Regions from separate parts of the Homo sapiens genome. Here region 1 is linked to region 2. Evidence: read pairs that join two places in POLR2A ChIA-PET (ENCODE). Cell type or tissue: PC-9. All regions are shown on one strand. Links, peaks and the distances in the headings refer to the core of each region. The heading gives the core; the rest is flanking DNA. Region 1 overlaps PRKAA2 (protein kinase AMP-activated catalytic subunit alpha 2). Region 2 overlaps PCSK9 (proprotein convertase subtilisin/kexin type 9).

What was found. ChIA-PET counts read pairs that join two places held together with the same protein. Peaks named below come from ENCODE experiments on the same cell type or tissue, not always from the same donor. Only the 100,000 strongest peaks of a DNase experiment are listed, where the experiment ranks them.
Region 1: POLR2A ChIA-PET joins it to region 2 with 8 read pairs; 2 of 35 experiments call an interaction of 5 or more read pairs at or near these places.

What each region holds. Positions count from the first base shown.
Region 1 is chr1:56,654,201-56,663,961 of GRCh38, forward strand. All of the region lies in intron 1 of PRKAA2 (protein kinase AMP-activated catalytic subunit alpha 2), which reads left to right. Among named protein-coding and RNA genes, the nearest start is that of PRKAA2, 14 kb to the left of the region's middle. In PC-9, for the core only: no CTCF peak of the experiment used is centred there; no DNase peak of the experiment used is centred there.
Region 2 is chr1:55,062,123-55,067,122 of GRCh38, forward strand. It overlaps PCSK9 (proprotein convertase subtilisin/kexin type 9), which reads left to right. Exons shown (of 12, transcript NM_174936.4): 12 at 1,247-2,730. The coding sequence ends at 1,462. It overlaps USP24 (ubiquitin specific peptidase 24), which reads right to left. Exons shown (of 68, transcript NM_015306.3): 68 at 4,237-5,000. Among named protein-coding and RNA genes, the nearest start is that of PCSK9, 25 kb to the left of the region's middle. In PC-9, for the core only: no CTCF peak of the experiment used is centred there; a DNase peak (open chromatin) is centred at 2,929; H3K27ac peaks cover 502 bases.

The sequences.
Region 1 (9,761 bases), core at 2,899-7,898, 1.6 Mb after region 2:
AGCTTTCTCCCTTTTTCATGCTGACACAACCATGCTTTATCTTGCTTCTTTTTGTAAAAACATCCCAAAATGTCCACTTACCTTGTGGTCCATGTTAGCTTTCTTGAAAGCATTTGGTACTGCTTTGTAATAATAATACCACCCCATTTATTCTTCTGAGATTCCTGTGGTTTCCTAAATGATAGAGAAAATATTTTGTAGAGGAAGTATTAATAATTTTTGAAGCCAAGCAGATAATTTAATTTGACCTAGCAGGAAGATCTAATCTCAAATCCTTTAAGAAATAATGAGTAAGTGGCTGGCACAAGACCCTTAAAGCATTAAATATGTTATAAAAATGAGAGCAAATCTACCTAGTGTATTTATCAACTACAAATATAAGAGAAATGTAAACCTTAAATCAGGCTTTTATTTTTATCTGTTATTGAAGTGATTGAAATGCGTATGAAAAGCAATGTGTTTATTTTGAAATATGATGAACCTTTTTATTTTTAGTATGGTGTTATTAAGGAAAGAATTTCAGGCAGTTATCTCTGCTAATAATAGAAGCCTTCTTCACCCCTTCAAGGGAACAGTATTCTTGCTTAAGTGGTGTCTTATGTTTGGCAGTGTTTGCCTCTGATAAATTTTATGTATTTCTTTGGGTGGTACCTTTGTTTTTAAAATATTCATAATTCTCTTTTTAATCTGCCATTAGATCTTTTTAAACAGCCTTTTATATGATTAAAGATAATTTATAAAATCTTGCTATATGTCTCTTACTCTGAATGTTAGTATGTTATTAATATACTTTGTTTTTTCAGAATCATTTTTCTTCAGATTATATATACTATTAAAACAAGAACAGTGTGTTCTTATTCAACATCTCAGTTTCTAAATTATAAATGAATTATAAGGTAAGTTAAACTGACTGTCATAAAACAATAGATCTAACATTTTTAAATATACCATACTTTTTTTTTTCTAAATGCTTGTTTTACTTGGGCAATATGATAAGTATAAGTTATTTTCATTTTCTTTTTAAAAAAATCATTTTACTGTTTCTCACAATGTATGTATTTATATATCTATATATATATATTTTTTTTTTTTTTTTGTAGAGACAGGGTCTCACTGTATTGTTCAGGTAGTCTCAAACTCCTGGGCTCAAGTGATCCACCTATATTGGCCTCCCAGAATGCTGAGATTATAGACATGAGCCACCATGCCCAGCTTTTTTTTTTTTTTAATGTGTTTGAGTATAAGTTGGAACTATATGGTGTTCCATAATTGATTCCAGTTTTTCCAGTCTTAATTAATGGAATAATACAATCAATATAAAGTATTTGCTGTGTTTAGTCATACGGGATTTTAAGCAAAATGTTTTTTACCAGTGTTCATCTGCTCATGAGGGATCTTCTCCTATGACCCAAACACCTCCCATTAGGCCCCATCTCCAACATTGGAGATTAAATTTCAGTGTGAGATTTGGATAGGACAAATATCCAGACTATGTGAAGTGGCTAAAAGGCAGAAGAACTAGGAAGAGTTTGAGTCTTGTGAGGCAACAGTTGGAGTTCGCAGTTTATCAAGGAGAGTCTGATAAACAGTTGGGTTTTTGGCTGCAACCCTCTGAAGACGGATATCCTGCTTAGAATAAGCTTAATCTCAGATTGATCTGCCTCTTACCTTTCTTCTCTGGGGGAAGATAAAACTGTCAGAGCCTCTACAGATTTTCATACACAATGTTCAGCATTCTAAGAGACAGGGTGAAGATAATAGAAACAGGTTTGTAGGGGATGCAGATAGTAAAGATATCAAACACAGAATTTTAAATAACTGATACTTTTGTTTAAAGTGGAGAATATTAGCAGAGGACTGGAATCTATAAAAATAAAGGAAATTCTAGGACTGAAAAAATACAATAATTGAATTATCTTTTAGATGATTAATAGCAGATTAGATTCCATTGAAGAGAGGATTAGTGAATTAGATGATGGGTCAGAAGAAAATACCCAGACTGAAAGATAGACAAAAGGATGAAAAGAAAGTATAAGACACATATGAGAACACAGTGAAAAGTCTAATACATGTATTATTGGAAGCTATATAGAAAAAGTTAATTGCAAACCTCCATTTTTCTTTTCTGTAAAATGGTAACCCCAGGTTTACCTTCTTTTAATAGAGTTTCTCTGGACATAGACTAAGATAAATGTGATTTATCAGTTCTATTGCCAACAACAGTATTTATTGTAAAAATGACCTGTGATTGGTTAACTGCATTTGGACTGGGAGGACTACAAATGGACATGTTATACTCCCAAGAGACTACATTATTCACCATTTCTACCAGCATAAAACTTATAGGGAAACAGACGTCCAGTTTCCCTTTAAGGTGTCTCTTCAAACTCAAGCACTTCCTGATGGGAGGCTTAGAAGTTGCAAGAATGGGCTTATTTTATGAAGTATTTCTTGTTTGAGGCTTGTATATGCTGGAGTGTACTGTATCCACTGATACGGGCTTCCCAACTTCATGTACCCCTGTGTGATGAGGAGGCATGGAAGTAGCAGCTGAATATTTTAAGGACTTCTGATGAAGATGTTTTTGGTTATGCCATCCTGACGTTCTGTGTTTCTGTCCTAAGTTCTCATAAAAAGCTAAGTAAAACTGATGTAACATTACCACCTTTTGTATCCTGAGGTATGAATGTCATCTTGAATCCAAGACCACTGATGGTCATACACAGCAGGTAATACATAATTCCAGAAGAAGAGGACAAAGGGAATGGGGCAGAGGCAGCATTTGAAGAGATAATGGCAGAAAGTATTCTAAAACTGATTAAATGCCTCAAGCCACAGATTCAGAAGCCCCCAGCAGAATAAATGTAAGAAAACCATTCCTAGAGATATCATTGTGCAACTGGTCTAAACCAATTCCCTTTTCTTGAGCCTCCCTTATGCTGGTGTAGACTGTATTTATCCTTGCAGAAATGGGAAAAAAATGTTGAGAATATCTTAAAAGCAGCCAGGGGGTGGGGTAAAAAAAAGAAGTGTATTATCTTCAAAGGGACAGTAATAAGTTGACTCCCCAACTAAAACAGTGAAAACAAGGAAAAAATGGAATGGAATTTTTTTTTACCTTCGAAGAGGTAAAAGAAACAAACTGCCAGCTTATAATTTTATGCCCAGCAAAAATGTTCTTCAAAAATAAAGGTAAGCTGGGCGTGGTGGCTCATGCCTGTAATCCCAGCACTTTGGGAGGCCAAGGCGGGGATCACCTGAGGTCAGGAGTTTGAGACCAGCCTGGCCAACATGGTGAAACCCCATCTTTACTGAAAATACAAAAATTGGCCAGATGTGGTAGCACACATCTGTAATCCCAGCTACTCGGGAGGCTGAGGCAGGAGAATTGCTTGAACCGGGGAGGCAGAGGTTGCAGTGAGCCGAGATCGTGCCACTGCACTCCAGCCTGGGTGACAGAGCAAGACTCCATCTCAAAATAAATAAATAAATAAATAAAACTCCAGCCTGGGTGACAGAGCAAGACTCCGTCTCAAAATAAATAAATGAATGAAAGAAGGAAGGAAGGCAAAATGCATTTTTATGCAAACACAAATTGAGACAATTTGTCAACAGAAGACATATAACAAAGGGAACACCAAAGGCAATTTTTCAGGAGGAAAGAAAGTGACCCCAGGTGGAAGGAAGAAATGCAAAAAGAAATGAAGAGCGTTGGGAAGTCTAAGTATGTGGGTAACTAAATAGATACTGACTATACAAAATAATATCTTGCGAGACTGAGAATATATGTAGGAATGAAATGCAAGAACAGAAAAGATATGAGAAAAAGTAGAGTTATAGTGTTCTAAAGTCCTTGCTTTGTTTGGGAAATGTAAAAACACAAATTTTTATTAGACTGAAGTTAAGGATGCATGTTGTAATATCTGGGGTAGCCATTAAAATGAAACCTGAGGACTCTAGAGAAAAAAACACAGATCATGTTTCTTATTTTGTTTTGGAGAGAATTCTAGATCATTCCACAACTCTACTTTAAAAAGAAATTTTATGGAATGTAAAATTATGTAGTCAACAAGAAAACATTCAGAGGTGGTTAATGAGAATGGAAGGGGAGTTGTTTGAAGACAGGAAAATAAAGGAGGACGAGTAAGAAGGAGATGAAGCATGTGGAATAAGAGAGACAAAAAGAAAATAGACACATAAGGACCAGAGTTGGAAAGACATTAAGAGAGGGCATGGTTTATGACGCTTTGGGATAAGTGTTGCTGGCAGAGTCTACTGAATGCTAATACATTCTCCAACGGTGTTAAAGAGTCTACTGAATGCTAATACATTCTCCAACAGTGTTGAAGAATTTATAATGGTAAATGTTGTTGTTTTTTTTTTTCTTCCCCCCCCCCGCCATTTTTTGTTTGTTTGTTTGTTTTGTTTTGAGTCTGGGTCTCACTCTGTTGCCCAGGCTGGAGTATAGTGGCACAATCATAGCTCACTGTAATCTCGAACTCCTGGGCTCAAGTGATCCTCCGTGATCCTCCTGCCTTCTTTTTTTTTTCTTTTTTGGAGGCAGAGTGTTCCTCTGTCCCCCAGGCTGGAGTGCAATGGCATGATCTTGGCTCACTGCAACCTCTGTCTCCCGGGCTCAAGCAATTCTTGTACCTCAGCCTCTGCAGTAGCTGGGACTCCAGGTATGCTCCATCACACCAACTCCTGCCTTCTCTTCCTGAGTGGCTGGGACTACAGGCGAGTGCCACCATGCCCGGCTAATTTTTAATTTTTTTTTTTTTTTGTAGAGATGGGGTCTTCCTATGTTGCCAGGGCTGGTCTGAAACTCCTGGCTTCAAGCGATCCTCTCGCCTGGGCCTCCCAAAGTGCTTGGATTACAGGCATGAACCACCATGCTTGGCTGTAAACTGTATTCCTGACTCTATTTTTTAATCTTAAATGATGATGTAAAAATAAAGTTGATTTTCCTGCGGAATCCTAGATTAACTTAAATTTTAAAGAAGTATTTTATTGGCTGGGCACGGTGGCTCATGCCTGTAATCCTAGCACTTAGGGAGGCCGAGGCAGGTGAATCACATGAGAGGCCAGGCATTCAAAACCAGCCGGCCAAGATGGCAAAACCCTGTCTCTACTAAAAATACAAAAAATGAGCTGGGCATGGTGGTGCATGTCTGTAATCCCAGCTACTTCAGAGGCTGAGGCAGGAGAATCGCTTGAATCTGGGAAGCAGAGGTTTCAGTGAGCTGAGATCATGCCACCGCACTCTAGCCTGGGTGACAGAACAAGACTCTGTCTCAAAAAAAAAAAAAGGAAAAAAAAAGGTATTAAATATTTTATTTATTTATTTTTCTTTTTATTGCTGCTGCACAAATTAACGTTTTAAAGAAATATTTTAAAGTTACAATCTAAAGCCAGTATAAACACTTATTTTAAAAATAAAGCAGAGGTGTCATATCTCACTCCTGTAATCCCAGCACTTTGGGAGGCTGAGGCGGGTGGATTCCTTGAACCAGCCTGGACAAAATGGCGAAACCCCATCTCAACAAGAAACATAAAAATTAGCCAGCCATGGTGGCACGTGCCTATAGTCCCAGCGACTTGGGGAACTGAGGCGGGAGGATCGCTTAGGCCTGGGAGGTTGAGGCTGCAGTGAGCTGTGAGCGTCCTACTGCACTCCAGCTTGTGTGACAAAGAGAGACCCTGTCTCTAAATAAATAAATAAAGCAGAATACAGCATATCACATAATTAAAGAAGTTAGGTGTAGAGCAAGTCTTTACTAAAATAAATTATTTTCATAAGTCTTTACTGATCTATGTAAAATAGCCCATTTTCCTGTCACCTTGTCACTCTGCTTTCTTCATGTATCATCATTACATCACTGTTTCTTCTATTAGAAAATTTCCTTATTTTTTGTCTTCTAACACACCAAGCACAACTATAATGTTATATATTTGTTTATTATTTATGTTCTCCACCAGAAGGCAAGTTCCATTTATTTTCACAATTCAAGGCAATGCCTAGTACACATCAGACACTCAGAACATATTTGTTAAATGAATGAATGAGCAAATGAATGAAAGACTTCAAGGATGTACAAGTTCATTCTCTTAATAACATTTAAGTTCATTTTACATATTTTATTAGGGGATTTAGAGACTCTTAAGACTTTCAGTTCATGTGTTATTTTCTTGATTTTTCAGCACTTCTTGATGACTAACCTTAGTATATCTGATCCATACAAAGGCCACAGCCCTACCCCAGCCTTACTCTCTAACTGAACACAGCAATTCTCCATACTTGATTATTTTCATGCATTGTCCCTCCCTCCTTAGCCTATCACTACTAGACTCTATCCCTTCACTGTGACCTCATTTCTCAAATCTAATGCTAGAGATAATGCTTATCCTCTTAAGCATGCAAGTGAGCACCCTTGATACGTTGTAATCAAGGAAACCTGATTATTGAAGGGTAAAATTATGTGAATTTTGAGCTTGGGCGTTAGAGGCAGATACACCATCCTGTCACTCACCAATTTCTAATTTCCAGTTTGCTCACTTGTAAATAGGGCATAATAATATTTACCTTGTGGGAGTTTTGGGAATTAAATATGTACATAAAGTACTATTTAATAAATATGGTACTTATTTAATAAGTTGTAGATAAAAAGGAAAGGAAGTCTCTTGCTTCCTTGTGAGAACCATCCTTTAGAGAACTTTAAAGGATTTTCAGGGAAAGGAAATTTGGAGAAGAGCAATGAGATTGTTTTGTTTCACCACGGGCAGAGGTGAAAGGAGCGTTGTGTTGTTTTGGCAGGAGTCTGGGGATGGTAGGGGTCGGAACATATGTGCATTACATAACGCTGCTGATCACCAGAGTTACGGCTTTTGACATGAATGAGTTAAGGTTGCTGACCACCCCATGAGGCCCAACTGGCTGATACATGTGTGATCTCTTGGCTCGTCACAGCTTAGGTATATAGTGTCCTCCAAATGTTCTTAACGTTTTTATTGTACTCCATATACAAGAGTATACTGGCATCTTTTACGTAAATTCTCAATAAATTTTCACAAACTGAACACATCCACGTAACCACCACTTTGATAAAGACATGGAAAATGACCAGTATCCCAGAAGTCCCCTTGTGTCCCATATCCCCTTGTTTCCAACCTCCACCCCACCAATGGGAACCACTATCCATGGATAGTTTCACCTGTTTTTGAACTTTATAGAGACAGAATTCTACTGTATCTGGCTTCTTTACATGGGATTATGTTTATGAGATCTATCCATGTCATTGCATGTAGTTGTAATTCATTCTCATTGCTATATAGTATTGCATTAAGACTATACTATTATTTGTCCATTCTATTACTGATGGAAATTTGGTAGTTTTTACATCTTGGTTGTTATGATTAATGCTATTTTACACATTCCTGTACTTGTCTTTTTTCTATTTTTATTATTTTAGAAAAACGTGAATTTAAAACCATATATATAAATATTATTTTAGAAATATATTTTTTTCTACTGTCACATTTCAGATTCTTGTCATTACTGGGAGTATTTTTTCAGGTATCTACCATGGCTTTCTAGAATACCATATTTATTGTTATTTAAGTTGTTTGAGATGCAATACTTTTGAATCCATACACAATACTGTAACAGGTACCTGCTAATACAATGTTACAACCACAGGTGTTTTTTTTTCACTTGTCTTTTTGAGTTATAATCTTCACTATGTTGTAACTATTTAGTATACTAATTTTTAAAGTAATCTTTAAAAGACTTTAAAATGATATTCTACATTTGTATGTGTGAAATCATTCTTCAGGGATAATTATCATATTACTATATCCTTGATAAGTATCTTTTTTGTTGTTACTGATTCCATCAGAAGTTTTCTCCCATGTAGTAAAGATTGATACATTTGTTAGGCAAGTGTGTCTTACATATAGTCATTTGTCGTTCAAAATAATTTAGAAAGTGCCTTCTTAAGATGAAAGTGTCTTCTTAAGATGAAAGATTTATAAGAACTTGAATTTAGGAAGAATCTCTTTTTTTCTGCAGTTTAACTTTTGATTAAAAAGGAAACATCAGATTATATTTGGGACTATATATCTTTGAGAAAAACATATGACAGCACTTCAAAAATTCATGGAAAAATGGAATTAAAAGATAAAAATAAAAAATATAAACATTTTTAATTTTTAATTTTAATTTCAATTTTTTAATTAAATAGAGATGATTTAAAAAAAAAATTAAATACAGACGAGGTCTCACTATGTTGCCTAGGCTCGTCTCAAACTCCTGAGCTCATGTGATCCTCCTGCCTTGGCCTCCCAAAGTGCTAGGATTGATTGCAGGCATGAGCCACCATGCCCGGCCAACTTTATTTTTTAGCATAAATGCCATCAAGGTCAAGATACTTTTGTAAGCAATGATAGCAGCCATTTAGTCCATTCCTAAAGAATTTACAGTCCTCAGAGTTTAACCATGTCAGTGCAGTCTTTTTTACATGAGTAACTAAAAGAAAATAGGTTTGTTTTAAAGGTGTGTGTGTGTTTTTTTTTAATATTAGGAAACAAAGTCAGAAGGAGCCACATCAGAACTGTAAGTTGGATGCCTAATGATTTTCCTTGAAAATTCATGCAAATTGCCCTTGTTTGATGAGAGGAATGAGCAGGAGCATTGTCATGGTGGAGAAGGACTCTTTGGTGAAGCTTTCCATGGGAGTTTTTCTGCTAAGGTTTTGGCTAACTTTCCCAAAACACTCTAATAATCAGATGTTGTTGTTCCTTGGCCCTCCAGAGAGTCAATAAACAAAATGCCTGAAGATCCCAAAAAACTGTTGCCATGAACTCTGCTCTGTTTTTTGTTTGTTTGTTGTTTTTTGTTTGTTTGTTGTTTTTTAAGAGACAAGGTCTTTGTGTCACTGAGGCTGGAGGGCAGTGGCGCAATCATAGCTCACTGCAGCCTGGAACTCAAGTGATCCTCTTGTTTCAGCCCCCTGAGTAGCTGAGACTGTAGGCCTGTGCCACCACACTTGGGTCATTTTAAACAATATTTTTGAAGAGACGGGGTCTTGCTATGTTGCCAGGCTGGTCTCGTCCTCCTGGGCTCAAGCGATCCTCTCGCCCCTGTTTCCCAAAGTGTTGGGATTCACAGGTGTGAGCCACTGCGCCTAGCCCACCTTTGCTCTTCACCAGTCCACTGTACTTTAACTGGACCACTTCCACCTCTTGGTAGCCATTGTCAGGACTGTGCTTTGTCTTCAGGATCATATTGGAAAAGCCATGTTTCATTTCCTATTACAACTCTTCGAAGAAATGCTTCAGGATATTGAAGCTACCTATTTAAAATTTCCATTGAGAGCTCTGCTCTTGTCTGCAGCTGATCTGAGTGCAACAGTTTTGACACCCATTGAGTGGAATGTTTGCTCAACTTTAACTTTTTAGGCAGAGTTGTGTCAAACTAAATCGATTGACATGCCTATGATGTCGGCTGTCATTTCTGCCTGTCCTTTTCAATTAAGGCATGAACAATATTTAATTTTTTTTCTTACAAATCTGTGAGGGTGGTCTGCTGCTATGGGCTTCATCTTCAAAATCATCTTGTCAGCCAAGCATGGTGGCTAACCCCTATAATCCCAGCACTTTAAGAGGCAGAGGTAGGAAGATCGCTTGAGCCCAGGAGTTTGAGACCAGCTTTGGCAACATAGCAAGACCCTGTCTCTACAAAAAATAAAAAATTAGCTGAGCAT
Region 2 (5,000 bases), core at 1-5,000:
CAGCAAGGCAAGAAAAGGCCCTGCCGAGATTAGCAAGGCATGTGCCAAGCCCTGGAATGTGACAGCCGGGCCTTCTAGAAACCTGAGTGTATAACTCTCCTTAAAAGCCAGTAGGAGCTCCTCAAAAGGCAGCCCTAAGGAGTCCACTCTTAAATGAACTCAGAGTCAGTTTTAAAATGCAAGTCTGTGTTGATTCTGGTCTGGATGGTGCATTCCTCGAGAGCAAAAGACAGTCTTGGTCTTGGATCCACTTGCCCTGGGTACACTGAGGGCTGCTAGGTTCCAGGTGCTCTTCCTGGCACTGGGGAGGGATACAGGCCCAAGAGACATGCTGTTCTCCCTCCTGGAGCATCTATTTTAGTGGAGGAAGACAGAAAACAAACCATTAATATAGAGTACTGAAAAGATGCGATGGAGAAAACTATAGCAAGGAAGGGAATGGGGTGGGAGAGAGGTCAGGAGAGGTCTCGCTGACAAGGTGGACGAAACAGGCCATGAGGCAGAGAACATGTTCCAGGCAAAGCAAAGGCCCCCAGGTGGGGATGTGCAGGGAGTACCAGGAAACCAGAGAGGTGGGAATAGTTATGAGATGGGGGGTGCCTCAGAGGGGACAGGGCCAAGTCAGGTGAGACCTGAGGGTCACAGTCAGCAGTGAGCTGGGGCCATGCAGGGGTCTGGCCTCAGAGGAGTGTGGTCTGGCCTGGATCTGAACCTCTCACTGTGGCCTAGCTGCTGAGCTGAGAAGAGATGACAAGGACCTTGGGCAGAAGCAGGGAGACTGGAGGGAGGCGGTGGAGGGTCCAGGCGTTGGGGCGGGGCTCAGGCTGGAGTCTGAAGGGAGCCTGCAGGCCTGGTGGGTGGATGTGGGTGGGAGAGGGGGAGGATGGCACCAAGGCTCGGGCCCCTGGACAGATGGAGTTGCCATTAAGTGGGATGGGGCAGGCTATGGGGCCATCAGTTTCAGAGGGATGAGTTTGGCACTGGCATGGTAGGCATCTGTCTATCTCCACGGCCCTCAAACCAGGCATGAAGCAGGAGCTCACGTGTTTGGTCAGCCATGGTGCAGAACCGCCTGGGTGGGAGGTGCGGGGTGGGAGATACACGGTTGTGTCCCAAATGGGCTCTGAGCCAGCGAGGGCCGTCTGCACTTTGGCCTCACAGAAGGATGTCGGAGGGAGAAATGAAGTGTGGGTGGGGGTCCCGGGCCACGCTAGACATGTGCTTTCTTTTCCTCGGGCTCTGGCAGGTGACCGTGGCCTGCGAGGAGGGCTGGACCCTGACTGGCTGCAGTGCCCTCCCTGGGACCTCCCACGTCCTGGGGGCCTACGCCGTAGACAACACGTGTGTAGTCAGGAGCCGGGACGTCAGCACTACAGGCAGCACCAGCGAAGGGGCCGTGACAGCCGTTGCCATCTGCTGCCGGAGCCGGCACCTGGCGCAGGCCTCCCAGGAGCTCCAGTGACAGCCCCATCCCAGGATGGGTGTCTGGGGAGGGTCAAGGGCTGGGGCTGAGCTTTAAAATGGTTCCGACTTGTCCCTCTCTCAGCCCTCCATGGCCTGGCACGAGGGGATGGGGATGCTTCCGCCTTTCCGGGGCTGCTGGCCTGGCCCTTGAGTGGGGCAGCCTCCTTGCCTGGAACTCACTCACTCTGGGTGCCTCCTCCCCAGGTGGAGGTGCCAGGAAGCTCCCTCCCTCACTGTGGGGCATTTCACCATTCAAACAGGTCGAGCTGTGCTCGGGTGCTGCCAGCTGCTCCCAATGTGCCGATGTCCGTGGGCAGAATGACTTTTATTGAGCTCTTGTTCCGTGCCAGGCATTCAATCCTCAGGTCTCCACCAAGGAGGCAGGATTCTTCCCATGGATAGGGGAGGGGGCGGTAGGGGCTGCAGGGACAAACATCGTTGGGGGGTGAGTGTGAAAGGTGCTGATGGCCCTCATCTCCAGCTAACTGTGGAGAAGCCCCTGGGGGCTCCCTGATTAATGGAGGCTTAGCTTTCTGGATGGCATCTAGCCAGAGGCTGGAGACAGGTGCGCCCCTGGTGGTCACAGGCTGTGCCTTGGTTTCCTGAGCCACCTTTACTCTGCTCTATGCCAGGCTGTGCTAGCAACACCCAAAGGTGGCCTGCGGGGAGCCATCACCTAGGACTGACTCGGCAGTGTGCAGTGGTGCATGCACTGTCTCAGCCAACCCGCTCCACTACCCGGCAGGGTACACATTCGCACCCCTACTTCACAGAGGAAGAAACCTGGAACCAGAGGGGGCGTGCCTGCCAAGCTCACACAGCAGGAACTGAGCCAGAAACGCAGATTGGGCTGGCTCTGAAGCCAAGCCTCTTCTTACTTCACCCGGCTGGGCTCCTCATTTTTACGGGTAACAGTGAGGCTGGGAAGGGGAACACAGACCAGGAAGCTCGGTGAGTGATGGCAGAACGATGCCTGCAGGCATGGAACTTTTTCCGTTATCACCCAGGCCTGATTCACTGGCCTGGCGGAGATGCTTCTAAGGCATGGTCGGGGGAGAGGGCCAACAACTGTCCCTCCTTGAGCACCAGCCCCACCCAAGCAAGCAGACATTTATCTTTTGGGTCTGTCCTCTCTGTTGCCTTTTTACAGCCAACTTTTCTAGACCTGTTTTGCTTTTGTAACTTGAAGATATTTATTCTGGGTTTTGTAGCATTTTTATTAATATGGTGACTTTTTAAAATAAAAACAAACAAACGTTGTCCTAACTCTTGCATAGACTTGACTGCCTAGGGTGATGCCTTGCTTATACTAGGAACTGGGTAAGTTTGTTGAATAGTTGAGTAAGCCAAGTATTTGATGAGTACTTTTATCTTGAGTACAAGTATTGGGCAAGTACTGGTGATGTGAACTTACTCCTTGTGCCTATCCTAGGAATGAAATGAATGTCTTCCTGCAGCTCCCCTGACCACCCTGACAGTCAAAGTGCCTCCTCCTTGGTGACAGGTGCCCTACAGCACTCTAGATGCTCTGTTGTCCTGACCTCCCAATGCCCTTTTCATTCTTTTCTCCCCAGTACCTGGCACACAGCCTGGCCCGAGTATTTACGGAATAAGTTACAGTGCCAGATGCTTCTGTAATGAGCCAGTGCTAAGTCCATGGCTTTTTTCATGATTTAAAATTCAGAACAGTCTCAGATTGGGTGCAATGGCTCACACCTGTAATCTCAGTACTTTGGGAGGCTGAGGCAGGAGGATTGCTTGTGTTTAGGAATTCAAGACCCTGGGCAACAGTGAGACCCCGTCTCTATAAAAAAATTTAAAAGATTAGCGAGGTGTGGTAGCACATGCCTGTGGTCCCGGCTACTCAGGAGGCTGATATGGGAGGCTTGCTTGAGCTGGGAGGCTGAGGGTGCAGTGAGCTGTAATTACATCATCACTGCACTGCAGCCTGGGTTACAGAGTGCATAATGATCCCATTCAATGTGGGACCTCCAGGCCCTCCACTCTAAGGCTGGTGAATATAGCTGTCTTAAGCAAGTTCTCTCTCTCTCTAGACAGCCCATGTCATAAGGAATCTCAGGCAAAATTCCTCCCAGATTACATTTTCTGACAATTCAGTGTCATATATGGAAAGCATTCAAGAGTTGACAGATGGCAATGGCTTGAACACCCAACTGTGTTATCTCTGCCCGTTGGAACCTAGGCCTGTGGTGCAACCCTAGACTCTCTCTCCTTCCCCTCCACAGAATCAAGTATCAGCTGGTTAGAGATCCACACCCTGACAGCTCTGTGATGTTGGAACAACTTGGTTCTTGCAGAGGGTTAGCAGGTGGTCACCAGGGATCGGGGAGGAAGGGGTGTGGCTTGCAGGAAGGCGAAAATCTGGACTAGCAAATAGGGAAGGGGACCCATGTGAGCAACGCTGGCCACTAGGAATGAGACTGAGACCTGTGGGATCTAGCAAGAAGCCCAGTGTGACCAGCGACACGATCTATGCTGGGGACCACTTGGGAGAGCCAAAAGCTTTGGTGGAGATGAATGGAGACCATCAACCTAAGTTCAGCATCCTCCTCTAAGCTTTGCAGATGAATCCTGAAATGGTCAGCCCCTCCAGAGAAAAGAACAGCAACAGGCTCAGAGGACCCACAGTCCCCTTTATTAGTGTAAAGTACTAAGAGGAATCAACAGCATTTAGCACCAGGCACAGGCTCGTGTTCCCCCGCCCACTACGGCTGTGTTCTGATATATGAAGAATGGCGGCAAGACTCCAACTCTGTTTTTGAAAAATTTATTTTATACTCTTAGAAGCTAAGAACTTTGCCACACATGAACCAAATTTAGAATTAAGGTTCTTCCCTAGTGTATCTACTTCCTTTTGAAATTTTATAAACAAGATTTTATACACAAGAGGTAGCAGAGGAAAATTCCAGTCTGCTTGTTCCAAGCTCAGAAGGTAACTGCACACACCTCGATGTTAGCAGGGAAGGTGGGGCAGGACAGGGTAAGTCTGATGATACGGCACTCTAGTTCCTAAAACTGACTGTAGTTGTCAGTGACCGTGTGAGGACTCCAGGAGAAGTCGTGGTGAGATGCCCGCTGGGATGCTTGTTTTCTTTCCCAGGATGCCTTCAACGGGCAGAATCGGCCATCTTAAGATCGGCCTCACTAAGGGAGCTTCTTGAGAACACACAGCATTATTGAGTTAATTGTGCAATTCCTGCTCTGTTTGCAGACCATTTTGAAAGGTTTATAAAAACATCTTCATCCAAAAAATTGGCAGTAAAAATGACAACTCTTCCAAGGTAAGCCTGTCATAACTGTCACTGTTGTACTACATTAAAAAAAGTCATCAGCAGGTTCATTGACTGTAGCTGTCAGCAATCAAGTGGTTACCAGCAAAGTGAAAACGATGGTCATTGCAGCAACAATATAAGCAACATGATCTGAAGCGTATAATATACACGGTGGACGATCCTGATGAAGCTTTACAGTGAGGACGGCAGGTGCTAGGGGTGCGGAAGGCGTTGTTTCCATAG